2 separate regions of the Homo sapiens genome follow, and region 2 is linked to region 1. A link is a loop called in an ENCODE intact Hi-C map of the cell type or tissue named here. Cell type or tissue: breast epithelium. All regions are shown on one strand. Each heading gives the region's core, and the rest is flanking DNA. Links, peaks and the distances in the headings are about the cores only. Region 1 holds the start of FAM186B (family with sequence similarity 186 member B). Region 2 overlaps FMNL3 (formin like 3).

What was found. Peaks named below come from ENCODE experiments on the same cell type or tissue, not always from the same donor. Only the 100,000 strongest peaks of a DNase experiment are listed, where the experiment ranks them.
Region 2: it touches region 1 in a loop (27-fold over the local background); 2 of 110 quality-filtered maps call a loop at or near these places.

Annotation. Positions count from the first base shown.
Region 1 is chr12:49,604,466-49,619,833 of GRCh38, forward strand. FAM186B (family with sequence similarity 186 member B) reads right to left here and starts at 1,174. Exons shown (of 7, transcript NM_032130.3): 1 at 917-1,174; 2 at 1-73. The coding sequence starts at 1,012. It also overlaps the pseudogene HIGD1AP9. In breast epithelium, for the core only: no CTCF peak of the experiment used is centred there; no DNase peak of the experiment used is centred there.
Region 2 is chr12:49,669,552-49,684,919 of GRCh38, forward strand. All of the region lies in intron 1 of FMNL3 (formin like 3), which reads right to left. Among named protein-coding and RNA genes, the nearest start is that of FMNL3, 30 kb to the right of the region's middle. RefSeq lists enhancers at 3,967-4,665, 4,889-4,978, 5,029-5,108. In breast epithelium, for the core only: no CTCF peak of the experiment used is centred there; a DNase peak (open chromatin) is centred at 5,220; H3K4me3 peaks cover 519 bases; H3K27ac peaks cover 2,726 bases.

The DNA.
Region 1 (15,368 bases), core at 3,701-11,700:
CTAATTCTTCCTGGAAGCGGTTGATGACACAATTGACATTGTCCAAAATGTCTGAGAGCTGGGTAGAAATATCCTATAGAGAAGCAGCAGATTGTAGTGTTAGGGCTGTGGACTTGAGCCAGAAGCCACATGCTAGCAGCGTGACCTTGGACAAGTCGCTTAGCCTCTTTGGGTCTCAGTTTTCTTATATTTAAAGTGGGAATCATTATAGTACCTATGTCACAGGGTTTCTGTAAGGATTAAATGAATTAAATATTTTAAAGTGCTTTTAATAGTACCTGGCACATTACACAAAAGTGGTAGCTTTTATTATCATTGTGATTATTAAGAAGGTCAAGAAAGTATAGAACACCAAAACCCCACAGCAAACATTTCTTTAGAATTTCAGAGGTTGCTGGGGGTTTCTGGATGTCTTTCCTCACAAGGATCCACAGGCAACAGAAGCTTGGAAAAGTGAGGCCCCAAGAAACTCTAGGATCAGAGGCTCAAGTAAAAAATGTACTAGAGCCTCGTGTACAGGGTGATTTGAGCCTTTGGACATTTCCCCAACCCCTATGAACTTCCTGGGCTCAGCTTGGGGGATTCTGGAGGGTTGCCAAGAACAGATTCTGGGTCCTTTCTCCTGCCCTCTAAAACCCACCACACCACCACGATGTGCCTCAGGGCTATCCTCGAGCTTCCTGCCCCCTTCCCGGGCCCCAGCCCTGCCTCAGGCGGGTGGTTGCTTTCAGCTCACCCTGTATATGCCAAGTTTAGGAGAGAGATAATTTATACTAATCTGTCTGCAGACCCAGGTTGCTGAATATCCCAGGGCCTCTGAGGACCCAGAGCTGGAATCTCACTCAAACCTGGGATCAGCCCCCAGTCTCCGCATCAGATCCCAATGTAAGAGTGATTCCTTCATCTCAGGGGCTACCTCTTGAGCCCGAGTTAGCTGGGCAGCCTCAATCCTCAGGATGATGGCTTTCACTGATGTGGGAGTCACCAACTGTGGGGGGTCATCCTTCTCCATTTTGGATCACTCTGTCAGTCACAAAACATCCTGTGTTTCTGGTCCACAGGCCTGGACACACAATGTTGCCTGCTTTGGAGGTTAAGGGCACCAGGGTGTCTCCTGGGTACCCTCTGCCCAGGCACAGCTCCTCTGGTAACTGCCAAACACCAGGTTCCAACTGATCCTCTTTTCCCCAGTGACATCATCAGTTTGATTAGAAGAATTAGGAGATGAGACTCCCCACTATCTAGCTTTTTGTCCATTACCTAACATATATTTACTTGACTTGTTGCCTTTTCTTTTTTTTTTTTTTTTTTTGAGACGGAGTCTCCCTCTGTAGCCCAGGCTGGAGTGCAGTGGTGTGATCTCGGTCACTGCAACCTCCACTTCCTGGGTTCAAGTGATTCTCCTGGCTCAGCCTCCTGAGTAGCTGGGATTACAGGTGCGTGCCACCACGCCTGGCTAATTTATTTTTTGTATTTTTAGTAAAGACGGGGTTTCACTGTGTTAGCGAGGATGGTCTCGATCTCCTGACCTCGTGATCCACCCACCTTAGCCTCCCAAAGTGCTGGGATTACAGGTGTGAGCCACCGTGCCCGGCCTACTTGTTGCTTTTTAAAAATTACTAAATGTTATGCTCCCAAACAAAACATTAATGTCTACAAATAAGAAAAAGCAATTAGCAAAAGTTATTTTCCTGAATAAAATATTTTAAATTTGTAAAAATTAGAGCCAATCAATAACCAAATGGAAGCCAGGCTCAGTGGCTCACGCCTGTAATCCCAACAATTTGGGAGGCTGAGGTGGGAGGATCACTTGAGCCCAGGAGTTTGAGACCAGCCTGGGCAACATGGTGAGAGCCTAGCTCTACAAAAAAATTTAAAAAATAGCCAGGCATGGTGGCGCATGCCTGGGATCCCAACTACTTGAGAGGTTGAGATGGGAGGATCACTTGAGCCCAGGAGGTCAAGGCTGCAGTGAGCCATGTTCACGCCACTACACCCCAGCCTAGGTGATAGATACCCTGACACACACACACACACACACACACACACACACACACACACAAACATACAGAGGGAGGAACATCCCATAATGCTAAAGATGTCAATTAATAAGGAGAACATAATTCTAAATGTGTATATACCTAATAACATTGCTTCAAAATACATGAAGTAAAAAGCTTCCAGAACTGAAAGGAGGAATAGGTAAATCCAAAATTATAGTTGGAGATTCCAGCACTTCTCTTGCAGGAGTTGATAGAAGTAGCAAAAAATAAAAAGTATAGAGGTTTTGAAAAATACTATCAACCAACTTGACTCCATTGACAGTCATAGAACACTTCACCCAACAACAGGACACATATTATTCCCTACGCATATGGAACAATGATCATATAAACCATAATTTGGGCCATAAAACAAGTATCAATTACCCTAAGAAGTCTAAAATAATACAAAATATGTTCTCTGACCACTATGGTATTAAACTATAAATCAATAATTGAGAGATCTTTGGAAAATTCCCAAATATTTTACAAATTAAGCAACATACTTCCATATAACCCTGAGTCAAAAAAGAAATCACAGGGAAAGTTATGAAATACTTTGAACCGAGCAAAAATAGAAACATATCACAATTTTGAGGATGCTGCCAAATCAGTGCTTAGAGGAAAAAACTAGAAAAGGAAGAACAAAAAAACCCAAAATAAGCAGAAGGAAGGAAATAATAAGAATAAGAATAGAGACCAATAGAAAACAAACAAAAATAGAAGAAAATCAATGCAACTAAAATCTGATGTTTTGAAAAGATTAATGCAATTGATAAAACTCTAGCCATATTTACCAGGAAGAAAAGAGAGAAGACAAGCTAACAATATGAAGAATAAGAGACTACAGACTCTACAGTGGGAATAATATGAGAGAGCAATATGAAAAACCTTTATGCCAATAAAGTTGGTAAATTAGATGAAATGGGCAAATTCTTTAACATACGTAACCTATCGATGCTCACTAAAGAAAAAAAAAGCTTTGAATATCCGTAAATCTACTAAAGAAATTGGATTCATAATATAAAAAACCTTTCCCTCAAAGAAAACTCCAGCCCCAGATAGTTTAATTGGTGAGTTCTGCCAAACATTTAAGAAAAAAAAGATACGGTTCTATAAAAACTCTTTCAAAAAATTGAATAGTAAAGAACACTTCTCAAATCATTTTATGAGGTTAGCATTATTTTTATTTTATTTTTTAATTTTTTCTGAGACAGAGTCTTACTCTGTTGCCCAGGCCAGAGTGCAGTGGCGTGATCTCGGCTCACTGCAACCTCCACCTCCTGGGTTCAAGTGATTCTCCCACCTCAGCCTCCCTAGCAGCTGAGACTACAGGTGCGTGCCACCACGCGCAGCTAATTTTTGTATTTTTAGTAGAGATGGGGTTTCACCATGTTGGTCAGGCTGCTCTCAAACTCCTGACCCCAGGTGATCCACCCACCTTGGCCTCCCAAAGTGCTGGGATTACAGGCATCAGCCACCGCACCCAGCTGAGGTTAGCATTATCTTGGTACCAAAACCAGAAAAACATGACAAGAAAAGAAAAAAAAGTACTACAGACTAATATTGCTCACAAATATAGACATAAAAGAAAATGAATTGATTGGGAGGCTGAAACAAGAGGATTGCTTGACTGCAGGAGCTGAAGTCCAGCCTGGGCAACTTAGCAAGACTTCATACCTTAAAAAAAAAAAAAAAGTTGGCCGGGTGCGGTGGCTCATGCCTGTAATCCCAGCACTTTGGGAGCCTGAGGCGGGTGGATCACTTGAGGTCAGGAGTTCAAGATGAGCCTGGCCAACATGGTGAAACCTTGTCTCTACTAAAAACATAAAAATTAGCTGGGTGTGGTGGTGTGCACCTGTAATCCCAGCTACTCTGGAAGCTGAGGCAGGAGAATTGCTTGAACCCAGGAGTCCTGGGTTGCAGTGAGCTGAGATCATATCACTGTACTCCAGCCTGAGTGACAGAGCAAGACTCCGTCTCCAAAAAAAAAAAAAAAACCAAAAACCTTTTTTTTCCCCAAGATGGCAGATTTGGGGCTGTTAGTGTGCCTCAGTCACTTGGAAATTGCAAGGTAGTGCATAAAGATCAACTCTGTGGGCTTTAATTCAAGAAAGAAAATGGGAATCCAACAGAATCATGAAGAACACCCTAGGTCTCAGGGAGGAAAACAAAGGCAAACAGCCCCCGTGATGGCATTTGGCTCATAAAAGTGAGTGAAGCCCCAGTACATGAGAGAGGCAGACAGGCTCTTTCCATCCAGTGGAAAGGGCACTTTGGGAAAGTGCCCTTTCCACTGGAGATACAAGCAACAGAGGCCAAGGGAGAGCACTTTGTTTCTCCCAAGTCCTGGAGGTAACTTGAGAAGATATTTGGAGACACTGAGAAGGAAAGACACTGGGAAAAGCTGTAGGCATTTCCCAGGCCCAGGATGCCACTTTTAATCCAGGCATACAAAGTTAGTCATTCTTTGGCGACACAGTAGCGTGGCCACACAGGCATTTTAGTCTTGGGCCAGAGATTGGAGTGCCTGCTCTCGAGGTGCATAGAGGTTTCTACAGCCAGAATTGTAGAAAGCACCTTGCAGTAGGTGCTGGCAATGTGCTCTTCCCTGTCACAGGACTGGGGTGGGAAAGGGACTGCTACAGCTGTGGTTTCTCCTAGGCAACAAGATGCAACCAGGGTCAGCTTGGTGACCTGTGGACTGGTCTGAGTGAGTTATTGCTTGGTATGCTAGACTGTTCTCCTGAGATCATGGTGCAGTGGGGCCCTCTCAGCTCAACACTCAGGGAGATCTCCAGGCATTTGGAGCACCCACTCACCCAGATCAGCAGCCTGAGCTGCCCTATCCTTCCTGTGCAGACACTCTAGTGAAGTGGGGCTCACTCTGCTCCACACCCAGGCAGATCTTCAGGAATTTGGAGCACCTGCTTGCCTGCATTTGCAGTCTGAGTTGGCACACCCTTCCTGTATAGAGACCATGGTGAAGAGGCACCCTATCCACCCCATGCCCAGACAGATCTCTAGGCAGTCGGAGCATCCGTTCACATGAATTAGCAGCCTGCCACCCCACCCTCCCTGTGTAGAGATTGTGGTGCAGCAGTGCCCTCTGCATTCCACACTCAGACACCTGGAGCATGCACTCTCCTGGATTAGGAGTTTAGGCCACCCTGGTTCCTTGTGCATAGAACTTGGGGCCAAGGAGGTTTCCCAACTCAACAACTAGCAACACCTCTGGGCACTGGGTGGCAGCCCACTGGATTCTCCCTTGGTGTTGGTGCTGTGCCTGCCATTGAGGGACCTGTAGACAGGCCTGCTCTGGTCCAGCCCCACTCATCTTACCTCCTGGGACTGAGCAGGGAGCTCAAGCCACTGTGCATTCCATGGATCAGCCCATTGCCTGAGGCAACAGAGAGCTTCTGCCAGTAAACAAGGATCAAGAATATACCCAGCCACGCTGGCCACAGCTGGCTCTTACTTATAAGTGCCATCTACTGGCCTGTACATCAAACCACACAACCCAATATAAAATCTGCTGATAGTATACAAGGCTATAGAAGCAAAGCCAAAAGACCCAATCTAATATTCTCTACAGTCATTACCCCCTAGGCAGGGGAGAGGGAAAGGGAAGGTGGAAAAAAAAAAAAAACCGATATTATAGGGAAAGAAATAAAAAGAAAAAAATTCTGTCCCCCCACACACAAATTAGAATTGCCAGCATCTCCAGATGAGAAAGAACCAAAGCAAGAATTCTGGCACCATGAAAAATCTGAATGTAGTGACACCACCAAAGGATCGCACTAGATGTCTAGTCCTTAACCAAAATTGAAACTCAGAAATGACAGATAAAGAATTCAAAGCATGGATTGCTAGGAAACTCAACAAGATCCAAGACAAGGTTGAACATCAACCTAAAGAAACTTCTAAAGCAATCCACAAAATGAAGGAATAGATAAACATCTTGAAAATAAATCAGTCAGAGCTTCTGGAATTGAAAAACAGGCTGGGCGTGGTGGCTCACGCCTGTAATCCCAGCACTTTGGGAGGCCGAGGCGGGCGGATCATGAGGTCAGGAGACTGAGACCATCCTGGCTAACATGGTGAAACCCCGTCTCTACTAAAAATACAAAAAACTAGCCGGACACGGTCGTGGGCGCCTGTAGTCCCAGCTACTCAGGAGGCTGAGGCAGGAGAGTGGCGTGAACGCGGGAGGCAGAGCTTGCAGTGAGCCAAGATTGCGCCACTGCACTCCAGCCTGGGCGACAGAGCAAGACTCCATCTCAAAAAAAAAAAAAAAAAGAAAAACTCACTTAAAGAATTTCAAAATACAATTGAAAGCTTTATCAATGACTGGACCATGAGAAGAAAGAATTTTGGAGCTTGAAGTTTGGTCTTTTGAACTAACCTAGTCAGACAAATATATAAAAAAGGTAATTTTTAAAAATGAACAAGGCCAGGCACAGTGGTTCATGCCTGTAATCCCAGCACTTGAGAGGCCAAGGCGGGCGAATCACTTGAGGCCAGGAGTTCGAGACCAGCCTGACCAACATGGTGAAACGTTGTCTCTACTAAAAAAAAAATTAGGCCAGGCACAGTGGTTTATGCCTGTAATCCTAGCACTTTGGGAGGCTGAGGCAGGTGGATCATCTGAAGTCAGGAGTTCAAGACCAGCCTGGCCAACATGGTGAAACCCCATCTCTACTAAAAATACAAAAATTAGACAGGCATGGTGGTGGGTGCCTGTAATCCCAGCTACTCAGGAGGCTGAGGCAGGAGAATTGCTTGAACCTGGGAGGCAGAGGTTGCAGTGAGCTGTGATCCCACCACTGCACTCCAGCCTGGACGACTGAGCAAGACTTCATTTCAAAATAAAAAAATACAAATACAAATACAAAAATTAGCCAGGCGTGGTGGCATGCACCTGTAGTCCCAGCTATTCAGGAGACTGGGGCATTAGAATTGCTTGAACCCAGGAGGCTGAGATTGCAGTGAATTGAGACTGCACTGCTGCACTTCAGCCTGGGCAACAGAGCAAGACTGTGTCTCAAAAAAATAAATAAATAAAAATGTAGGCCGGGCGCAGTGGCTCACACCTGTAATCCCAGCACTTTGGGAGGCCGAGGCGGGTGGATCACGAGGTCAGGGGATCGAGACCATCCTGGCTAACACAGTGAAACCCCGTCTCTACTAAAAATACAAGAATTAGCTGAGCACAGTGGCATGCACCTGTAGTCCCAGCTACTTGGGAGGCTGAGGCAGGAGAATCGCTTGAACCTGGGAGGCGGAGGTGGCAGTGAGCTGAGATCATGCCACTGCACTCCAGCATGACGAAAGAGCGAAACTCCATCTGAAAAATAAAATAAAATAAAATAAAATAAATAAACTTCATAGTTGAAGGAGAAATAAAAGCTTTTCCAGACAAGCGTGCTAAGGGAATTTGTTACCACTAAACTAGCCTTACAAGAGATCCTTAAGGGAGTTCTAAACATGGAAATAAAAGAACAATACCTGCTACCACAAAAATACAGTTAGGTGAATAGCTGACAGATTCTATAAAGCAACTGCATAATAGAAACTACAAAGCAACCAGCTAGTAACTTCATGATAGGATCAAAATCTCACATATCAATATTAACCTTGAATGTAAACAGTCTAAACGGCCCACTTAAAAGGCACAGAGCTGCAAGTTGGATGAAAAAACAAGACCTGTCTGTCTGCTGTCTTCAAGAGGCCCATCTCACACATAATGATACCAACAGGCTTAACATAAAGGGTTGAAGAAAGATCACACAAATGGATCTTTCTTCAAAAAGAGCAAGGGTCACTATTCTTAGATAAAACAGACTTTAATCCAACAAAGTTTTTTTTTTTTTTTTTTTAAAGGGACAAAGAATGGCATTACATAATGATAAAGGAAGCTTGTCCAACCTGTGACCCATGGGCTGCATGTGGCCCAGGACAGCTTTGAATGCAGCCCAACACAAATTCATAAACTGCCTTAAAACATTATGAGGTTTTTTTATGTGTGTTTTTTTTTTTTAGTTCATTAGCTATTGTTAGTGTTAGTGTATTTTATGTTTGAGCCAAGACAATTCTTCTTCCAGTGTGGCCCAGGGAAGCCAAAAGATTGGATATCCCTCTCAGATAAAGGATTCAATTCAACAAGAAGACTTAACTATTCTAAATATATATATGCACACAACATTGGAGCACTTAGATTCATAAAACAAGTACTTCTAGACCTACAAAAAGACATAGACAACCACATAATAATATTGGGAGACTTTAACACCCCAATGACAGCATTAGACAGATCAACAAGGCAAAATACTAACAAAGAAATTCAGGACTTAAATTCGACACCTGACCAATTGGACCTAATAGACATTTACAGAATACTCCAACCACCAACCTCAGAATATACATTCTTCTCATCTGAACACAGTACACACTCCAAGATCAACCACATGCTTGGCCATAAAGCAAGTCTCTATAAATTCAAAAAAATCGAAATCATGCCAACCATATTCTCACACCTCAGTGGCATAAAAATAGAAATCAAAACAAGAAGATCTTCAAAACCACACAATTACATAGAAATTAAACAACTTACTCCTGAATGACTTTTGGGTAAGCAATAAAATTAAGGCAGAAATCAAAATATTCTTTGAAATAAATGAAAACATTCCAAGAGGAATGTTTACAGCACTAAATGCCTACCTCAAAAAGTTAGATCTCGGCCTGGTGCAGTGGTTCACGCCTGTAATCCCAGCACTTTGGGAGGCCGAGGTGGGCAGATCACGAGGTCAGGAGATCGAGACCATCTTGGCTAACATGGTGAAACCCCATCTCTACTAAAAATACAAAAAATTAGCCGGGTGTGGTGGTGGGCGCCTGTAGTCCCAGCTACTCAGGAGGCTGAGGCAGGAGAATGGCATGAACCTGGGAGGCAGAGCTTGCAGTGGGCCCAGATCATGCCACTGCACTCCAGCCTGGGCGACAGAGCAAGACTCCATCTCAAAAAAAAAAAAAAAAGTTAGATCTCAAATTGGCCGGGCGCAGTGACTCATGCCTGTAATCCCAGAACTTTGGGAGGCTGAGGTGGGCAGATCACTTGAGCTCAAGAGTTCAGACCAGCCTGGGCAACATGGGAAAACCCCATCTCTACAAAAAATACAAAACTTAACCAGGCATGGTGGCATGTACCTGTAGTTCCAGCTACTTGGGAGGCTGAGGCGGGAGGATCACTGAGTCCAGGGAGGTCAAGGCTGCAGTGAGCTGTGATCACACCACTGCACTCCAGCCTGGGTGACAGTGAGACCTTGTCTCAAAAAAACAAAAACGAACAAAATAAGAACTGGCCGGGCGCGGTGGCTCACACCCGTAACCCTAGCACTTTGGGAGGCCTTGGTGGGTGGATCACCTGAGGTCAGGAGTTCAAGACCAGCCTGGCCAACATGGTGAAACCCCGTCTCTACTAAAAATACAAAACATTAGCCAGGCATGGCAGCGGGTGGCTGTAATCCCAGCTACTTGGGAGGCTGAGGCAGGAGAATCGCTTGAACCTGGGAGGTGGAGGTTGCAGTGAGCTGAGATTGTGCCATTGCACTCCAGCCTGGGCAACAAGAGTGAAACTCTGTCTCAAAAAAAAAAAAAAATTAAAAAACAAAACAAAACAGAACTACCATTCAACCCAGCAATCCCATTACTCGGTATACACCCAAAAGAAAATAAATTGTTCTACCAAAAAGATACATGCACTCATATCCATCACAGTGCCATTCACAATAGCAAAAACATGGAATCAACTTGATTCCATGACATGACCACCAACAGTGTTTTGGATAAAGAAAATGTGGTCCATACACACCATGGAATACTAGACAGCCATAAAAAATAATGAAATAATGTCCTTTGCAACAACACGGATGCAGCTGGAGGCTATTATCCTAAGCAAATTAATGCAAGAATAGAAAACCAAATACCACGTGTTCTCACTTGTAAGTGGGAGCTAAACATTGGGTACTTATGGCCAGAAAGATGGCAACAAAAGACACTGGGGAGTACGGGAAGCAGGAGGGAGAAAAGGAGGAAAGGGCTGAAAAACTGACTATTGGGCACTGTGCTCAATATCTGGGTGATGGGATCAATCATACCCCCAACCACAACATTCACGCAATATACCCATGTAACAAACCTGCACATGTACCCCCTGAGTCTAAAGTAAAAGTTGTGGGAGCTAAGCTATGAGGACACAAAGGCATAAGAATGATGCAATGGACTTTGGGGACTCAGAGGAAAAAGTGGGAAGCGGGGTGAGTGATAAAGGACTACACACTGGGGCCGGGCGCAGTGGTTCACGCCTGTAATTCCAGCCCTTTGGGAGGCTGAGGTGGGCGGATCACGAGGTCTGGAGATCGAGACCATCCCAGCTAACAGTGAAACCCCGTCTCTACTAAAAATATGAAAAATTAGCCAGGCGTGGGGGCGGGTACCTGTAGTCCCAGCTACTCAGGAGGCTGAGACAGGAGAATGGCGTGAACCCAGGGAGGCAGAGCTTGCAGTGAGCCAAGTTCGTGCCACCACACTCCAGCCTGGGTGACAGAGCGAGACTCCGTCTCAAAAAAAAAAACAAGACTACACATTGGGTACAGTGTACACTGCTCAGGTGATGGGTACACTTAAATCTCAGAAATCACCACTAAATAACTTATTTATGTAACCAAACACCATCTGTTTCCCAAAAACCTATTGAAATTTTTAAAAATTAAAAAAAATTATGATCACAATTACAAATGGAAAAAAGTAAAAGCTGAATTTATTTAAAAACAACAACAAAAGAAAATGAATTGAAAGCTACTGACTAGACTAAAAAGTATTTGCAAACATGTATTTGATAAAGGAGTTGTATCCAGAATAGATAAAGAGCTACTACAACTCAACAAGAAGACAAACAACCCAAGATTCAAATACACACATCACGAAAGAAGTTATACAAATGGGCCAGGTGCAATGGCTTACGCCTGTAATCCCAGTACTTTGGGAGGCTGAGGTGGGTGGATCATGAGGTCAGGAGTTTGAGACCAGCCTGACCAATATGGTGAAACTCCGTCTCTACTAAAAATACAAAAATTAGCCGGGTGTGGTGGCACCTGCCTGTAGTTCCAGCTACTTGGGAGGCTGAGGCGGGAGGCTCACTGAGTCCAGGGAAGTCAAGGCTGCAGTGAGCTGTGATCGTGCCACTGCACTCCAGCCCGGGCAACAGAGCAAGATTGTGTCTCAAAAAGAAAAAAAAAAAAGAAAATATACAAATGGCAAATAAGCACATAAAAAGATTCTCAACTTATTAGTCATTGCATTAGGGAAATACAAGTTAAAACCATGAGATCCCAACTCTGATAAGAATGAGTCAGATGATAAAAAGTGTGACAATACCAAGTGTTGAGGAAGATTTTGGGAAAGTGAAACTCTTATATGGTATATTGCCGGTGGGAATGTACAGCCACTTTGGAAAAGAGTTTGGCAGTTTTTTTTTTTTTTGAGATGGAGTCTTGCTCTGTCGCCCAACCTGGAGTGCAGTGGTGCAATCTCGGCTCACTGCAACCTCCGCCTCCCGGGTTCAAGCGATTCTCCTGCCTCAGCCTCCCAAGTAGCTGGGATTACAGGTGCCCGCCACCATGCTCGGCTAATTTTTGTATTTTTAGAAGAGATGGGGTTTCACCATGATGGCTAGGCTGGTCTCGAACTCCTGACCTCAGGTCATTCACCTGCCTCGACCTCCCAAAGTGCTGGGATTACAGGCGTGAGCCACCGCACCCAGCCAGCAGGTTTTTAAAAAATATGCATTAGCATATAGCCCAGCAATCCCACTCCTAAGTATTTAAATATTTATTATAAAACATATGTCCACACATAAATCTATACAGAAGTATTGATAAACCTGAAAAAAACCCAAACACAACAGTCCATCAACTGGTGAATGGATAAACAAATTGTAGTATGTCCGTGTGATGAAATATACCACTTCACATGACAAAGGAATGAACTACTGACACATGCAATGACATGGAAAATTTCAAAAGCATTATACTAATGAAACAAGCCAGATACAAACTCCTACAAACTATATAATTCCACTTATATGAAATTCTAGGAAGGCAAAACAATAGTGATAGAAACCAGATCAGTAGATGCCAGAAGCCAGGTCAGCAGGGAGGAGACTGACTGCAAAAGGGCACAAAGGTTTTTGAGTAAAGGAAATGATGATGGTGATGGTCACATGACTGGATACATCTGTGAAAATTCATTGTATTGTACACTTAAAATTGCCATTATATGTAAATTACACCTCAATAAAGTTGATTTTTTAAAATGCAATGTTTTGTAATGCTCGAGACTGTGGAGGGATTGTGGGCAACCAGGGCAAAGGGCTAGCAATTAGGAAGGTACTGGAGGGTGTTAGGAAATAACTCTTCTTCCTTTGTCAATGGTGAGTCTCCTTTATTTGCATACCCTTTTCCCCTGGGACTGGGATGCTCCCTCTTGTAGACATTAGTCCTTCTTAGCCCCTCTCACACGAGCAGCTTGGTGGCCGGCTACAACACCTTCACCACAGTTCAAAGGCCATAGTTTGGTGATCGCTAGCCCGGGAGAGATGTTTACAAACTTTAAAACAAACAAACAAAAAATCACCCAACCCCTTCTCAAGCAAAGCTGTATGCAGACCCTCACTAACCAAAACAAAAGCAATATTTTGGCTGGACATGGTGGCTCACGCCTGTAATCCCAGCACTTTCGGAGGCCAGGGCAGGCAGACGGCTCGAGCCCAGAAGTTTGAGACCAGCCTGGGCAAAATGGTGAAACCCCATCTCTACAACAAATACAAAAATTAGCCAGTGTGGTAATACATGCCTGTAGACCCAGCTACTCAGGAGGCTGAGGTGGGAGGGTCACCTGAGCCTGGGAGGCAGAGGCTACAGTGAGCCGAGACCACACCACTGCACTCTAGCCTGGGTGTCAGAATGAGACCCTGTCTCAAAAAAAAGCAATATTTTATTAGTACACATTTACATTATAAGTTTAATTTCATGATAGCTTTCTATTATAAAGTCATTTAATGTCAACAAGCCTGTTTTCATGAACCCAGAAATTTGATATTCATATGTATATTTTTAAACTACTATTTTAAAACCAGTTAAAATATACTTAAAGTTTCTGGGTAAAAAATGGTAGATTGAACATGAGCATCCAAATTTGTCCACTGAAAACCCATGTAGCCAAGGGATTTTTAAAGGCATAAATCCATAAGGACAGGGAAACAGGAGAAGAGACGAGCAAAATATTTTCAGAAGTGGAAGCCAGATGGATGAGAGATTACTCACTTACACTAGAGAAGGACAGATCCTAAGGCAGCGGCAGAACTCTATGGCAAATGGAATTGGTTGTGCCAGACCAGAGATGGGCAATCTCCTCTGTCTGACCACACTGAGAAGGAAAACCTAGGAATGCTGACATCAGAAGTTCCCAGCCAGATCACTGTGCAAAGAAGCTCATGACTGGCCGGGTGTGGTGGCTCACACCTGTAATCCCAGCACTTTGGGAGGCTGAGGTGGGTGGATCACAAGGTCAGGAGATTGAGACCATCCTGACCAACACGGTGAAACCCTGTCTCTACTAAAAATACAAAAATTAGCCGGGCGTGTTGGCACGTGCCTGTAATCGCAGCTACGCAGGAGGCTAAGGCAGGAGAATCACTTGAACCAGGGAGTTGGAGGTTGCAGTGAGCTGAGATCACGCCACTGCACTCCAGCCTGGCGACAGAGTGAGACTCCGTCTGAAAAAAAAAAAAAGAAGCTCATGACTGACAAGCCCATCCATGTACCACCTGAACAGAGAACAAATGCTTCCAGTCAGCTTTTAGGTGACCCATCCTTAAGTGTGAGCAGACAACCAAGGAGTCTAAGACCTCCAAGAAAAGAATCTAATATAGAAGACAGAGACCAAAACAAAAGAAAAAGAAATTTGGAGCAGAGATTATGTAGAGAAAAAAAAATGACAGAACTATCAGTAACAGCTTCTGAGATAAGATAACCCTGAAACAAAATATGCTATAAAAAGGACAATTCGGAGAATAAAAATAAAGTGAAAGTGATTAAAACCTTTAAAAGATGGAAAAACTCAGAAGAATGGGAAGATAAAGTTGAGGAAATCTCCCAGAAAATAAAGTAAAAAAGATGCAAAGCTAGAGAGAAAAATAAGAAATTAGAAGGACCAGTTCAACAGGTCCATTGTCCAAGTAATAGGAGTTCCAAAAAGGAAAGAATAGAGAAAATAGGAAGAAATCACCAATAGGATGATTCAAGATTATTCCCCAAAAGTGAGGGGCACTGAGTGCCCAGCACAATGGAAGATAATAGCCACTCACCAAGACATATCACTGCAATTTCAGAACATTGGAAACAAGAAGTTCAGAGAGGGGAAAAGTCACCTAGAAAGGACAAGGAATTAAAAGGCTTCAGACTTCTCATTCTCCACAGCAGTGTCAGAAGCTAGAAGACCATGTAGCAATGCCTTCATAATTCTGAAGGAATTCATTACCCAGCCAAACAACCAATCCAAGGGTCACAGTTGAAAAATGACAACAGCAAAAACGCAAAGTTCCAAAATAATTTACTGCTCCCTTTCTCAGGAAGCTTCTGGATGATGGTCTCCTCAAAAAAGCGGGAGTATTATAAATCAAGAAAAACACAGGCACAGGTGGGGATCAGAAGCCGGTTGGTGTGTGAGGGGGTTTTCTCGCTCTAGGGAGATTATTCAAGCAATCACTGTGTCAACAAATACAGATGTTTCCCTTCATATGATGAAAATCTAGGGATCCAAACTTATTTGAAAAGCTAAAGAGGCACCATTCATCCCCACTGGAATGGCAGGTTTTGCAGCAATTGTTGCATATGTATTATACAAACTGAAGAGCAGGGGAAATACTAAAATGTTGCATCATCTGATCCACATGTGTGTGGCAGCCCAAGGCTTTGTTGAAGGAGCAATGACTGTTGGTATGGGCTATCATTCCATGTATCGGGAATTCTGGGCAAAACCTACACCGTAGAAGAAATGCTATCTTGGTTTTGTTGGAGGAGCTTACTTTAGTTAGACATCTCTTTTTTTTTTTTTTTTTTTTTTTTTTGAGATGGAGTCTTGCTCTGTTGCCCAAGCTAGAGTGCAGTGGCACAATCTTGCTCACTGCAACCTCTGCCTCTCGAGTTCAAGTGACTCTCCTGCCTCAGCCTCCTGAGTAGCTAGGATTACAGGTGATCGCCACCACGC
Region 2 (15,368 bases), core at 4,164-12,163, 66 kb after region 1:
CCAGATGCAGTAGCTCACACCTGTAATCCCAGCACTTTGGGAGGCCGAGGTGGGCGGATCACTTGAGGCCAGGTGTTCAAGACCAACCTGGCCAACATTGCAAAATCCCATCTCTACCAAAAATACAAAAATTAGATGGGTGCAGTAGCGCACACCTGTAATCCCAGCTACTCAGGTTGCCAAGGCACAAGAATTGCTTGAACCTGGGAGGTGGAGGTTGCAGTGAGCCAAGATCACGCCACTGCACTCCAGCCTGGGCAACAGAGAAAGATTCTATCTCAACAAAACAAAACAAAACAAAACAAAACAAAACAAAACAAAACACACAAACAAAAAAGAATAAAGGCAGTCTGACACTTTAATCAGACCACTGTACCTGCTCCCTCGTAATCTTGAATCAAATATGATCGCCTACCCAAAGTGTCGCAGCTGCGTGATCACCCATGTGACTTCCCACAAATTCAGCTTCTTCTTAAGCATAGTGCCAGCCACCTAGAAGGCTGCCTCTCATCTTTCTCTCCTTTAACTACTGTCCAGGTTCAGCTCTAACTCCCTGGTAACCCAAGCATGACCACTTCATTTACCTCTGCCCAATTCTTGGCATCCTCATCCCTGGGGACATGAACTGTGTGCATCCAGGGTCCCTGAGGAGTCACATAGGCCCTGCATTATTCCAGAAGAGGCAAACAAATCCTAGAAGGAGGTCCTCTAACTTTCGATGGAACCAAAAGAAAATCCCAAACATTTATTCTGTCATATTATCTATTTATTATAAACATAACTCAGATATACTCCTAAACCAGCTGTATACTCATCTAGCCCCTAAAGTGCTGTGTCTATTTTCACCATCTCCAGCTCCCAATATGCATCTAGTGGGGGCAGTAAGGTGATAATAAACTTATGTGGAAGAGGTCCCAGGTCTGAGCTACAAGCCCAGCTACTGGCTGGAAACGAGGTCACTATAGCTCAAAAAGGAAGTAGGGTTGAAGTCTTCAGTTGGAATTTATACATGGAAGAATTTAGGACCAAAGAAGTGGGGCAGGTGAGAGAAACAAAGAAGGGGAAGAAAGCCCCACATCATACCTCTCCCCATGGTTCCTGCTGCACTATGCATCTGCCTGAACTTCCACAGGAAAGTGAGGCTGAGTCCTCCTCACAGTCTATGTAGGATGGATGGCAAGATGGTCAAACACAAGCCTGGAATGTTCTCTCTGAAACTACTTTGTTAAGGCCAATCTCAGCATACCCGTGTGGACAGCAGGACAGGAGCAAGAGGCCTCAACAAAACAAGGACTCAAGGTCAACCCAGAGTAGATCTCCTAACTCAGCCTAACTGTGGCCAGGCTGCTGCCAGATGAACTCAAGACAGAACTGAGCAGAAATAGTCCTCAGGACTGGCCCTGGCTCTGTGCATATCCTAAACACATCGCTGCCATCTGACCATTTCTCCTAAGTCTGTGCCATGAAAATAGTTTTCTGTTGTCTCCCCTGGAAGAAAGCTGCTGGAATGGAGGAGGGGGCAGCCTGTCACTGCTGTGGCAGACATCACATCCTGTCTATGCCAACTTCCTCCCTCAGCCACCCACTGTCAGCAGCTGTGGCTCATACTTCTCCACCAGGTGAACTGATGAGGAAACACTTGGTCCCCTCGGTTTGAAAAACTGGGCAAAGTCACCCCCTTGGGGAGTCCTGGCCTAAGAGCATGGAAGAGGCACAGCAGGGACCTGGTCAAACTCTAGATCCCCAGGAAGGAATGATCCCAAAGTATGGAAACGGGTGGTAGAGGCATGAAGTAGGTCTGACCATAGCCATATCCTCCTGTCTTGAGCTTTGGGTGGCACTTTCTTGACAGTGGTCTCAGACTTCTCTGCTTCTTCTGGGCTGAAGTGTGATAGGGAAGGAGGTGGGTAAGGGGAATTCCCCCAAGCTCCAGCATTCTCAGAAGAAACGGGTCACTGGCTGCCAGTGGGAGCCACCTGCCAAGGGGGCATAAACCAGAGCCTGGCCTGGACAGTTCTCTTCCTGCTAGACAAGGGCATCAGGGCTTTTGCCTCTACCTGATAATGTGTGTGAGTCTGGCAGGGCTCCAATGTCCTAAGGAAGCCTCTCTGCCCTTAGGAATGACAACTTCCTGAGTTCCGGGGACAGCAAAGTAGCAAATTTGACACAGTTCCGGTCTCAGTCAAAAGTTTGTTTCCTTGACATTTTTTCTTCAGTGGTTCCACAGACACTGTAGGCTCCCAGAAGGCAGAAGCTGAGCTAAGTTCTTGCTAACTCCTCATTGAGACCCTTGCTGAGCAGAAAGGAGGCAGTGGCTGTCTTGGAAAGGAGAGGGCACTAAATGTGGGTGAAGTCAGAGGGCCCAAGATCAACTTTGGGCTCTTCAGAGTTATGGAGCCTTGGTGAACGCATCCATAAACGAGATAATCTCACTACTTCACAGGGTTTTAGCTGAGGATTAAAAGATAAATATTTTATGTCTGTATGTGTCTGGAACACTGTGGGTGTTCAACACAGTCCCCCTCACCGCCTGCTTCCTCCCGAAAATCTTGTGTCATGTTCTGATGTCCGAGGGACCTGCCCTCTTGCTTCTAGGCTGTCTCTCTCTCTCTGCCTCCATCCCACCTTCAGCAATTGCTTCGCAACACTCTGACTACAGAGCAATCCATTATCCCTTCACTGATCCTGCTCTGGCTTCCTCTAAGACTAGGCGCCAATTTTGGTATCATTATCTTGAGGGGTGGGGGACATGGCAGGAGACTCCAAGGAAGAAGTAAGGGAGGTAAGTCACAGCCAAAACAGTCACAATAGGAGATGTGAGGAAAAGGGGAAGATGAACTCAAACTGAAAGCAACTCTGGGACCGATTCCTAAATCACAGGGAACCAGCAAAACATCTAATAATAAAAATCTATAATGGGAAGAAGCCGAAAGGCATGGAGCTGGTGCTTCTCCAGCAAGGCTGCTCTGTTTGCCAGTTTGAGGCCAGGCAAATCTCCCTGCACAATGGGGTGCATGTGAGCAAGGCCTGGTCCCTCCAGCAAGGTTTCCTAACTCTCCACCTGACCCCTGACAGCCCCAGTCAAGCCAAGGAGGGAGGCAGCTCTGGTGGCAGAGGTTCCCTTCCCTTTCCCACTCTGCACCCCCAGCCCAGTGAGCCCCTCCTCATTTCCTTCCCACTGCAGGGGAAGGGAAATGCCGGTAGGGTTTGGAGTTTCCTTCAAAGCTGTGAGCTCTGCTCTGGGACTTGCCCCTACTCTGACAGTCTTCTTGAGCCAGGCCTGGGGAAAACCCAAAAAACAGAAATAGGAACCACCAAAAATTCCCAACTGTTTTTGTTGGTCCCTATCATGATAAATCTTAGGAACAGAGACCAAAATGGCATAGCTTCGAGAGACAGGGAGAGAGACGTTTGTAATGTTCCTGGGAAAGAAACTGGAGGCTTTAGGGAAGCTCCAGCAGGGGCTGTTTGTTTTGAGCAAATACAGAAAGTGAGAGGTAGTTTTATTAATGTTTTCCCTCTTGAACCACCTCCCACCAGGTTTCCTATGGCTGTCTTCTCCCAAGTGTGGTAGCCTCAGCCCCCACACTCAGCCCATGGGGACAGGGAGTCCTGAGAAACTGAATCTAGAACTGCCCCACAGATTAAATGAGTGCTGTCCTGGGCACCACACACTTCTCAACGTGCTGCTGAGCCCCTGACCGCAGGTCCAAGTCCTCCGTGGCATCCACAGATCAGCTCATTGAGCAGATGAGCAAAGATGGAAAGTGGCAAGTGGACACAAAATTTGGGAGTCCAGAAGACTGCTGAAGGAGGAGCTGTAACACAGTGTTCCCACCCCATGTTCCCATGTTCCCACTAGGATTCCCCTCACAAACCAACAGATCTGCCCCAAGCCAGTGGCAAAGCAGGCAACACAAGGCACAAAGGCCCATTACTAGCTGCCAAAAGGACAGAGTGTAAGGAACGGCCTCCACATGTCTCTACTGGTGGGCAGTAGGCACAGCTGTGGCCAGTTGGGCCCTGCTCCCAAAGGGCAAGAGCCCAAGGAGGTGGGAGGTACCAGCTCCTGCTGCCTTGGCCCCTTGGCGGCCACAGCCAGTCCTGCCGCAGTAGCAGCTCCTAGACAATGAGAGTTATTTTCAGCCAGCACTTTAACACAAGCCAGCTGGCCAGTGAGCAGGGCGGGAGTCCTCCTCCACCCAGCCCGCCCAGACGGCAGGCCAGCCGGCCCAGCCCATTGCCTACACTGCTGCTGCCGCCGCCTCCACGTCACTGTTTGTTTATCTCATTGTTCCAGCACAGCTCCTTCTAACTCCCCTCAAAACTGCAATCCTTTGTAAAAGGGAATCAAAAAAAATCAGAGAGTTTGATCAAAGGTCCAAGAGCTAAAATTTTAAAAGGTCCAGACATGGGAAGTACGGCAGCCCCTCCAAACACCCACACTTTTCCCCAGCCTTGTGACTGGCTGGGGTAGCACAGGGGAGGAAATGGAACAGATGGATGGTCAGATCTCACTGCAGCTCTCACAGACCAAGGCCAAGCCTGGCTTCGCTGCCAACCTGGGGAGACAAAGCTCAAGACTGCTCTCCTTGCTTTGACTCCCTCCCATCCTCCTCTCCAGAGCTCGGGTTTGGAGAAGATAACTTGAAACAGACAGCCTGAAATGGGCTGAGTCAACTATGAAAGGTTCTGGGCAAAGATCTATATCCTGTGGCAGAAAGGAAATCACAGAACAGTCAATAACACTTGGCCAGAAGGACAGGCAACCCCCTGCCCTGCCTCGATAGAGTAGGGGCAAACACTTCAGCTGTACCACCCCACCACCACACCAAAGCACTCAAGAATATAAAGGATGAAAGGCAGCAGTTACCTCCCTGGACTCTAGGCCTCCAGCCCTGGTCCTGCCAAACTCTACAGCCTCCCCAGGGCAGCTCCCCATTACTACTCATCTCCTTCCTTATGTGACCCCACACACAGAAGCATGTGAGTACAAGTCTAGCTACACAGCTTTCTCTAGGCCCCAGCTGCCCTCTTAGACATCTGAACAAATTGCTTAGGTACCACATGACAAAAGGCATAAGAAAAATGGGTGCTCCTTAAGTGTCTGTAGTATCTTAGATCTGCCTTGCAGGTTTTGTTCAATTGAAGCTACCACTCTGGTGATGAGCTGCCAGGGAAAAGCCAGCTCTCACAGGCTCGGAACCATGTCTGGAGAACGTGCTTTTGTGGTCACTGAGGACTCTGTAACCAGAAATGACTTGCTGAGCAGTTACGGGCCAAGTCCCTGAGCAGCCTGGAAGAAAAAGAAATGGATTCACCAGATGTCTCTGGTTGAGCTCTGCAGTTCACACCAGGGAAGTCAGATGAAGGAGAGGTCCTAAAAGGCCAGCATCATTCAAACAAAGAGATGGCTTTTTCTAAATACAATTATACCCCCGGGGCCTCTTCTTCATCCTAGAGAATTCCTCCACCGGATCCTGAGAAGGCAAAGGATATTGGCCATGTCCCCAAAGTTGGTAAAGCCTCAAACTCTTTCCTCTGCCACACTGTTGGCCTCATACCTGACATGAGATAACCTCTGCAGGTAACCCTGAGGTCCCCAAACCCTGATTAAGGCCACCCTTTCTGGCCTGCCCAGTCAAAAAATATACAATCTCCGATAGGAGCTTCTGTCAGCGCTTCCCAACTGAGCACCCAGGCCCTAGTAAAAAGCTACTGCCACAGCAACTTGATCTGTCTATTGGCTCCTCGGCCCCTCCTCGTGGTTAGCCAGACCCACACACTCCCCAGTTACGCAGAATGGAAAGTATTCTGCTGGGGGCAGCTTATTTTCCAAAGCCAAGGAGTCTTGGGGCAGAGCCTCGCATTCTCCCTGCAGCCAACCAACGACCTCCCTCTCTTCATGAGGTTCTGTCCTCCCACCTGGGGAGCCCAATGGGCAGTGCTACCTCTCAGAGGACACAATATTTCTGGGGTCACAACTCCCTTTCTCCTCATACCAACAGGCCCAGTGAGTCTCCCTCCCAAGGTCTCTCATCTATATTTGCCCTTCCATTCCCACTGTCATCACCTGGGTGGGCCGTTACTGTTCACTTGCCGCCCTCTGGGATAAGCTTCTAGCTGGCATCCCTACTTCCAATACTTTCCTCCCTGCCATCCTGCACATGAATGAAACTTTCAAACTTCCAAGCACATAAGATAAATCATGTTTCTCCTTGGTTCAGAAATCTTTTTTGACTCCTTATCATTTATATGAGAAAACCTGAGCTCCTTGGCCTATTGTTCTTAGCATCTTACAGTAAGAGCTTCTGAGGTAAGATTCTCTCCAGGCTGGCCCCAGCTTCTCTGACCAGCCTCATCCTCTCCCACTCTATGGAATCTCTCTCTCCTGGGACAGCCACTCTTCCCATTCCTTAACCCTAGGATTTGCTTGTGATTGATGTTTCCCCAATCTGCTGACTCCCTACCTACTACCTACTACCTGACTTAAAATCCAGTAGCTCTATGACTACCCAACCTAAAATAATCAGCCCCTCTCTTGAGCTCCAAGCATAATCACATTTAAAGAATAAAATGGCAGAGACCTGCCTGTTATCCCCCAACCTCTTCTCCTCCTCCTCCTTAGTAGTGAACCTCCAACGCTGAGTTGGACACTTGACAGCCTAGAATTAATATGTTTGTCAGCTTCCCTTGCATTTAGGTATGGCTATGTGATCATGTGGGATGTAAACAGAAGTCGTGTGCACAACTTCTGAGAAATGTCATTAAAGGGAGGGAATATAACCTTCTTTTCTCCTTTCTGCTTCTAGCTAGTTGGAATATAGACAGTGGACGAACCTTCAACAACTATTTTAGACCATGAAGTGACCTTGGAAATGAAATCCACATGGATGAAATAACAAGAGAGAAAATACCAGGACACTGATACCATGGACCTTTAGCACAAATTGAATGTTTCATAGTGGGTTTTTTTTTTTTTTTTTTTTTTTTGCATATGCTTTCTCTATTCACAACTAGAAAGAACATAAACTCCTTAAGGGTAGGGGCCGTCTTATCCTTCTTTGAATCATGTGCAGGTGCTTAATAAATAAGTGATTGATCCTGCTCCTACCACTCCTACCACCAAGTCCCTTATTTGGTCTCCTGGTTAACTGGGGAAAGGGAGGATCCTTTAACTTTTTACCACTGTCCTTACTATTTCTGAGTTCTCTTATCTATAATCTGTCTTATGTCCTATAGCACAAATCACTTTATATATTGCTTTCCCCTCAGCAAACTCCTACTTTTCATTCTGAGTTTCAACTTCAGTTTATGCCATAATCTAAGCCACTTCCCTGCTCTTCTCTTTAACCAGACTCATCTTCTTATAACCTGCTAGAACACAGGCTTCTGAGAACAGGAATCACCATCAGCTTGTTTAGCACTTTAATAGGTGAGCAATAAAGATTGGGCAAATCGAATTTCTCCATTCGTATATTCCTTCTGTCCCTAAGTTTTCTACTCCATTGTACCCCAGAGAGATTACCTCCTTTCGAATTGCCAGCCATGCTCCTCCTCCAATTCACAACAGGTGAAATCTACCATCTCTAGCAAATCCTTCATAAATGACAGTAGTAACATCCACTCCCCTAACAGTGTCTCTGCACATTTACTAATTACTTTTAAATGTGTTCATGGAATTGTGACTTATGGTTAATGTTTCTTCACCTTTTCTTGGACAATCAATATATATGTTTATCATAAATCTCAGTGACCCTCCTAGAGGCACACATACAATGTAGTGGTTAAAGCACTAACTGTGAAGCCACACTACCTGGGTTTGAATCCTAGCTCCACCACTTACTAGCTGTGTGGCTTTGGGAGAGTTATTTAATCTCTGCAAGCCTCAGTTTCCTCACCTGTAAAATGGAGGCAGGAATAATAGTACTTACCCCATAGTGTTGCTATGATGATTAAATAAGTTAATATATGTAAAGCATTTAAATCAGAACCTATATAGTAAATATTACACATAATGCTACCTATGTTTTTTCAGTTTGGTTTTTTATTCAACATTTAGCTGGGAAACAACTCTATGTCAAGCACAAGCTAGAATTTGGCGATATCAAAATAAATAGGGTATGGTCACTACATTCAGAAAGTTCATATCCTGAGGAAAGGTATACATGCAAATCAGGGGTCAGTATAGACAGCATTGCTGTGAAAGAGGCACATACACTACTGTGGGATCCCAAGGAGGTAACATCTAATTAGACTGTGGAGTCAAGTAAGGTGTAAGACTTCCTGAAAGAAATGTCACAGGATTTATTTTATTATTATTATTTTTGAGATGGAGTCTCGCTCTGTTGCCTAGGCTGGAGTGCAGTGGCACGATCTTGGCTCTCCGCAAGCTCTGCGTCCCAGGTTCACACCATTCTCCTGCCTCAGCCTCCCAAGTAGCTGGGACTACACACATCCGCCACCATACCCGGCTAATTTTTTGTATTTTTAGTAGAGAAGGGGTTTCACTGTGTTAGCCAGGATGGTCTCGATCTCCTGACTTCATGATCTGCCTGACTCGGCCTCCCAAAGTGCTGGGATTACAGGCGTGAGCCACCGTGCCCGGCCTATTTTATTTTTTTTGAGACGGAGTCTCACTCTTTGCCCAGGCTGGAGTGCAGTGGTGTGATCTCGGCTCACCACAACCTCTGCCTCCCGGGTTCAAGTGATTCTCCTGCCTCAGCCTCCCAGGGAGCTGGGACTACAGGCGCGCACCACCATGCCCAGCTAATTTTTGTATTTTTAGTAGAGACAGGGTTTCACTATGTTGGCCAGGCTGGTCTCAAACTCCTGACCTCGTGATCCACCTACCTCAGCCTCCCAAAGTGCTGGGATTACAGGCATGAGCCACCACACTCGGCATTATTTTTATTATTATTTTTATTTTGAGACAGGGTCTCACTTTGTCATCCAGGCTGAAGTGCAGTGGCACAATCTTGGCTCACTGCAGCCTCGACCTCCCAGGTTCAAGTGATCCTCCTGCCTCAGCCCCTCAAGTAGCTAGGACTACAGGTACTCATCACCACACCTGGTTAATTTTTGTATTTTTAGTAGAGACAGGGTTTTGCCACGTTGGCTAGGCTGGTCTCGAACTCCTGGACTCAAGCGATCCACCCACCTTGGCCTCCCAAAATTTTAAGACTACAGGCATGAGCCACAGTGCCCCACCTTGAATTAGTCTTAAACATCAAGCGGGAAGGAATCAGGCAAAGGCAAGAGCAGAAGGGAAGATGGTGATATTCTAGGCAAGGAGACAGTATTTGCAAATACTGGCAACACAAAACACCATTACAAATCCAGGAGTCTGTAAGTGATTTACTACAAAGGCATGAAAGTATGTATAAGGAAATTACAGCAGGCAGAAAAGTCGGGTGATAAAGGATATGATGAGCTAAGTAAGTAGGTGGCATAAGTAGGATAATAACAATAATAACACTACTAAAATGAAAACAGTAATAATGAAAAAAGCTAACATTTATTGACAGAACTGCGATAAGCACTCTATATGAATTATCTCATCTAATTCTCAAAACAATGATATAAAGTCCTATGAAGTAGGGACTATCATTATCCCTATTTTACAAGCAAGGAAACGAAGGCTTGGAAAGGCCATGGAACTTGCCCCGCATCACAAAGCAAGCATACGGTGGATCTGGGATTTGAACCCAAGTCTGACCCCAAAGTCTAAGCTTTTAACTCCTCACAATGTCTCCTCTGAGACAATGAATCGTATTAGCCCTTCTTTGCACCTTTCCAAATTGTATGCATCCTTCAGGACCAATCAGTACCATCTCAACCTTCCTCATGGAACCTCTCCCAAACAACCCAGATCTCTGTGCATTCCTTCCTCTGAATTTCTGTGGGTTTTCTGCCCTAACCTCCCATTAGCACTCATATTCAATCATTCTTGGAACAGCATTTGTGTCTTTTTTTTTTTTTTTTTTTTTTTTTGAGACAGGGTCTCACTCCATCACACAGGCTGGAGTGCAGTGGCAAGATCTCGGCTCACTGCAGCCTCGACCTCTTGGGCTCAGGTGATCTTCCCACCTCAGCTTCCCCAGTAGCTAGGACTGCAGGCACACACCATCATGCCTGGGTAAATTTTTTTGGTAGAGACAGGTTTCACCACGTTGTCCAGGCTGGTCTCGAGCTCCCAGGCTCACGCAATCCACCCACTTTGACTTCCCAAAGTGTTGGGATTACAGGCGTAAGCCACCACACCCAGTGACATTCATGTCTTCTATGTACCATGCACTGCGCCAACTGGGGGACCTGTTTTGCCTTGCGATAACTCTTGTATTTACAAACAAGGGGGAACCTGAAGCTTATAAACATCTACTCTGGGCCAGGATGATGCTAGACCCTTCAATTGCAAGATTTCATGGAAAAGTCACTTCTCTCTCATATTGTTATTCATTTTTCACATTTTATATTATTTCCTGAACTAGAATATAAGCTCCTTGAGGACTTTGCCTTGAATACACTTGTTCCTAGCAAGTATGCCTGGCACACAGAAAAAGCTTAATAGATAGATACTCTGGGCTGCCCAAAGAGACAGCAGAGGCCATTTTGGGGGGCAGCACCCAGTACACTGGCCTAGGGCCCAGCTCTGGCTTTCCAGGAGTCTCATGACACATCTAAGAGCTTATTATAAAGCCATAAAACTTAATGAATCCCTTCCTACTTCCAGACACATGTGGGAGGGCATGACCCCTGCTTTATAGAAAGATAAACTGAGGTCTGGCACAGGCACACATCTGTCACAAGTTGTATCAGCTAGGGAGAGGCTCTACAAGTCCTGCCTTTCCTTGCTTTCAAATGGAGGTACATCCTCAGCGCCTCAGTGCTTCTATCCTCTTTTGGGAGGAATCATAATAACCTCAGTCTGCTCTAGATCCATGAGCTGTCCTCCCAATGTTGTCCCCTCTCACGCTTTGAAGGCTAGAACTTGACATAGAGGTCTAGGCTACCCACAGCCCAATGCTATTTTTGAGTTGTTCCAGCTTTTTTACATCTCGTTTGATTGTACAGCTAGGAAAAAACACCTCTTTAGACTTAACCTTTTGAGAGTTCCCTCCCCACGACCCAAATCTTCTCTGCTTCTTGAAATGTCTGATGTCCTAAGTGTTATATTCACTCAAGAACACGGATGAAAAACATTACTACTCATCTTTTATATGCCAGGCACTTTTCTCACATTCTCTCACTTACTATTCTCAATAACCACTGAGGGAATTAAGAATCTGAGACCAACTGGCTCAAGGTTACACAGAAAGTAGCAGGACCCAAATTCAAACCCAGACGTGTGGCCTCCAACATACAAGGTTTTCTACCATGTTCGCCCATCTCCTTACAAAGAAAACAAATCTCTTTTTCTAACTTGAGAAGGTCCAACTTGATTTATCTGACTGGCTTTGGTTGATCATTACACAATGCTTCCCTATTCTGCACAACTGAGTGAAACCAGCTGAACCAAGTATGAGTATGTGTGCTGAACATCTGAAGTTCAAGGCTTCACAGAGTAAGAGAGAGACTGTGCACAGTACAGATGCAAGGAAACTTGTCCTCTTGGACACAACCTAGTGACAAATTCTTACATCTGAGTAGCATTTTATTTTATTTTTTGAGACGGAGTCTCGCTCTGTCGCCCAGGCTGGAGCGCAGTGGCGCGATTTCAGCTCACTGCAAGCTCCGCCTCCCGGGTTCACGCCATTCTCCTGCCTCAGCCTCTCTGAGTAGCTGGGACTACAGATGCCTGCCACCACTCCCAGCTAAGTTTTTGTATTTTTAGTAGAGACAAGGTTTCACGGTGGTCTTGATCTCCTGTCCTCATGATCCACCCGCCTTGGCCTCCCAAAGTGCTGGGATTACAAGCGTGAGCCACTGCGCCCTGCCTGAGTAGCATTTTAAACTTTCCAGTACAGCACAGGCTTTGGAATCAGGGATGACTGGATTTGAATCCTGTTACTTTTCACGAGACAGTCAGAAAGTTCTCACTCTGCTGCCCAGGCTGGAGTGCAGCGGTGCGATCATAGCTCCCTGCAGCCCCAAACTCATGGGCTCAAGTGATCCTCCCACCTTAGCCTCCAAGTAGCTAGGACTACAGGCATGTGCCACCACGCTTGGCTAATTTTTTTTTTTTTTTGTAGAGACAGGGCCTCGCTATGTTGCCCAGGCTGAACTTGAACTCCTGACCTCAAGCAATCTTCCCACCTTGGCCTCCCAAAGTGCTAGAATTACAAGTGTGACCCACCGTGCCCAACCAGGGAAAGTTATGAAACTTCTTTGAACTTCAGTGTCTTCATTTACAAAATATGGATAATATCTGCCTCTTAAAAATGAATAAAAGGGATTTTGCACAGTGCCTGGCGCAGGAGAAAGACCCTGTAAGTGGTAACTGGAATGACCTACTCCAGGAGTCACATTTGACTCAAGTTAGCTTCTAAGTACATACGCAAAATACAAATACAATTTCAACCTTTTTTTTTTTTTTTTGAGACAGAGTCTCACTCTGTCGCCCAGGCTGGAGTGCAGTGGCTAGATCTTGGCTCACTGCAAGCTCTGCCTTCCAGGTTCACGCCATTCTCCTGCCTCAGCCTCCCAAGTAGCTGGAACTACAGGCGGCCACCACCACACCCAGCTAAGTTTTTGTATTTTTAGTAGAGACGGGGTTTCACTGTGTTAGCCAGAATGGTCTTGATCTCCTGACCTCGTGATCCACCTGCCTCGGCCTCCCAAAGTGCTGGGATTACAGGCGTGAGCCACCGTGCCTGGCCCTCATACTATTTTTTTTGAGACAGAGTACAGCAGCATAACCACAACTCACTGTAACCTTGAACTCCTGGACTGTTACAATCCTCCCACATCAGCTTCCCAAGTAGCTGAGACTACAGGTGTGTGCCATCATGGCTGCCTATTTTAATTTTTTATTTTGGTTGAGACAAGGTCTTGCTATGTTGCCCAGGCTAGTCTTGAACTCCTGGTCCCAATTGATCCTCCCGCCTTGGCCTCCCAAAACATTGAAATCACAGGTATGAGCCACTCTGCCCAGCCTAATTTCATAGTACTTTAAAATATATAAAAGAGTATAAATGTATAGTTGAATAGTATAGGTTAAACATACGTAAAGTATGATTCCCTCATCTCATGTGATCTAATAATTCTGTAGGTTAGAGCAGTTGTACCCTTGCCCCTTCAAAAGATAAAATCAAGAAACCAACAGCCACCCAGGGGATTCACAGGAAAACTGAGACCAGAACTTAGTGAAATGAAGTCGACTCACTAAGCTGCTCTGCTATTTGAGCAGCTGAGTGATCTGGGACAATTCTAACCTTTTGGGGCCAGGGTTTTGTTATCTGTGGAGAGATATGGGAGAGATTTTGCCAGGTTATCTCTAGTGTTCCCGCCTCATCTCAGATTCCTCACTTCCCCTACTGTCTCCTAACTTCCTCGGGTCCACTTCTGCCACAAATCTGTTTTTGGCCCCCTCAACTAACTACTCTTCTCAACAACTGTGCTTCTCTCCTTGTGACCTTACATAAGTCCTAGGAGTTGTCCCTCCCCATCACTGAAGGGCTGTGCTGTGAGACTGGAGAAAAGCTCACATTTTTATTGACAGTAGGCATAGATGACTCTCAAATATGTATTTCTATCCCAGACTTCTCCTTTGAGATTCAGCTTTAAATACTCAACCCCCATTAGACATTCCACCCAGACTTCCACAGGCTTTGCAACCTCATGTGTCTCAAAGTGGCCTCATCACTTTTCCTTCTAAGGTATTTCTTCTACTGTGTTCCCTTGTTAGAGTAGTTAACTCTAATCTAGCAAGCTAGAAATCTGGGTGCCATCCTCAATGCCTCCCTTCTCCCTCACCTCTATCCTCACAATGTAAAATCTAATCAGCCATCAAAAATTGAAATAAAATCTAATCAGTCATGAAAATTTAACTATTTATTAATAGTTAACATTTATTTGACTGTCCCATCATCTCCATTGTGCAAACTGGTCCCAGTTTAGGCTCCCATCATCACCACCACAGAGCCAAGGCCTTCCACTCAGCTGCCTACCTCCAATTCTGGTTCCTTCCCATGGTTGCCAGACTGACCTACCCACAACTCACAATCTGACTATGAAACACATAAAGCACAGTCTCTTCCACATGGCATTCAAAGCCCTCCTTACCACTTGAGCCCTGCCTCCCACGAGTCTCTGCCTTACACTTTACACTTCAACGGCACTGAGCAGCTCTGAGAGGGTTCTCTGAACACATCATGCTGTCTCAATTTAATGCCTCTGCTCATGCTGTCCTCTCTACCTGGAATGCTTTCTTTTCCAAACTTCTGTCCTATTCCTAAATACCCTTTTAGCCAGCAGAGATTTCCTTCTCTGGGCAATATTCCCCAAGCCCCACCTCTCTACTGTGCTCTCCCGATGCTTCCTGCATCTCTACAGAACTGCACTTAGACAGCTTTATGTTATAATTACATGTTTAATGTGTTTGTCTCCCCCTCTAGACTGAACTCCTGGGGGCAGGATGACTGTCTTAGTCACCTTTCTCCAGCTCTTAACACAATTCTAAGCACTTGCTGAGTGCATGAGTACTAGGCTACACTTGCTGAGTCTTTGAGGGCTGCTATCTTGCCCCCTCTCTGTTTCTAGGCAGGGAAAATGACACCTTAACCATTCTCAGTTCACCACCTCAGAGGCCCTCCTGAGTGCTGATGTGATTCTTTAGCCGCCCTGCCACAAAATAAGGCTCTCTCTGCCCTCTTGCCTCCAAGACAATCAGAAGCAGCTGGTAGTGCTTTTGTACTGTTATGACACCAACTTGACATTTCCCTGGATCTGTGGGCAACAAGTACTAGATGCTTTCTTTACAATTCTTGGAAAGAATCAACTGAGAAGCCAAATTCTACTGGACATTGTCTAGCTGGTTATCCTCTAGCTTCTGAGATGATGCTCAAAACTTTTAACAAGGACATTCTAGAGAAATGACAGATAAATGCTTTGGGACGCCACCGCGACCTGTTGCCCCATAAATGCACAAGAGATTCTTAATTCTTTAGTCAGCCACCATGCCAGCAATAATTAAACAAGCCCAAAGGGAGCAATTCATAGCTGCTATTGGACCATCAATCTGGAACTCATGACAGATGCCATCAGAAAATAATCTGCAGACGTGAGCACTTCATGAGGGAGCAGATTCACCAAGTGTCCTGCCTGCCAAGGGCCTGAGGATAATGAGTGCTTATATGAGGTTGATTCTGCTGAGTGGCAAGTAAAAACAAAATAACCACAACCACAAACGAGAAGTCTGTCCAAAGTAA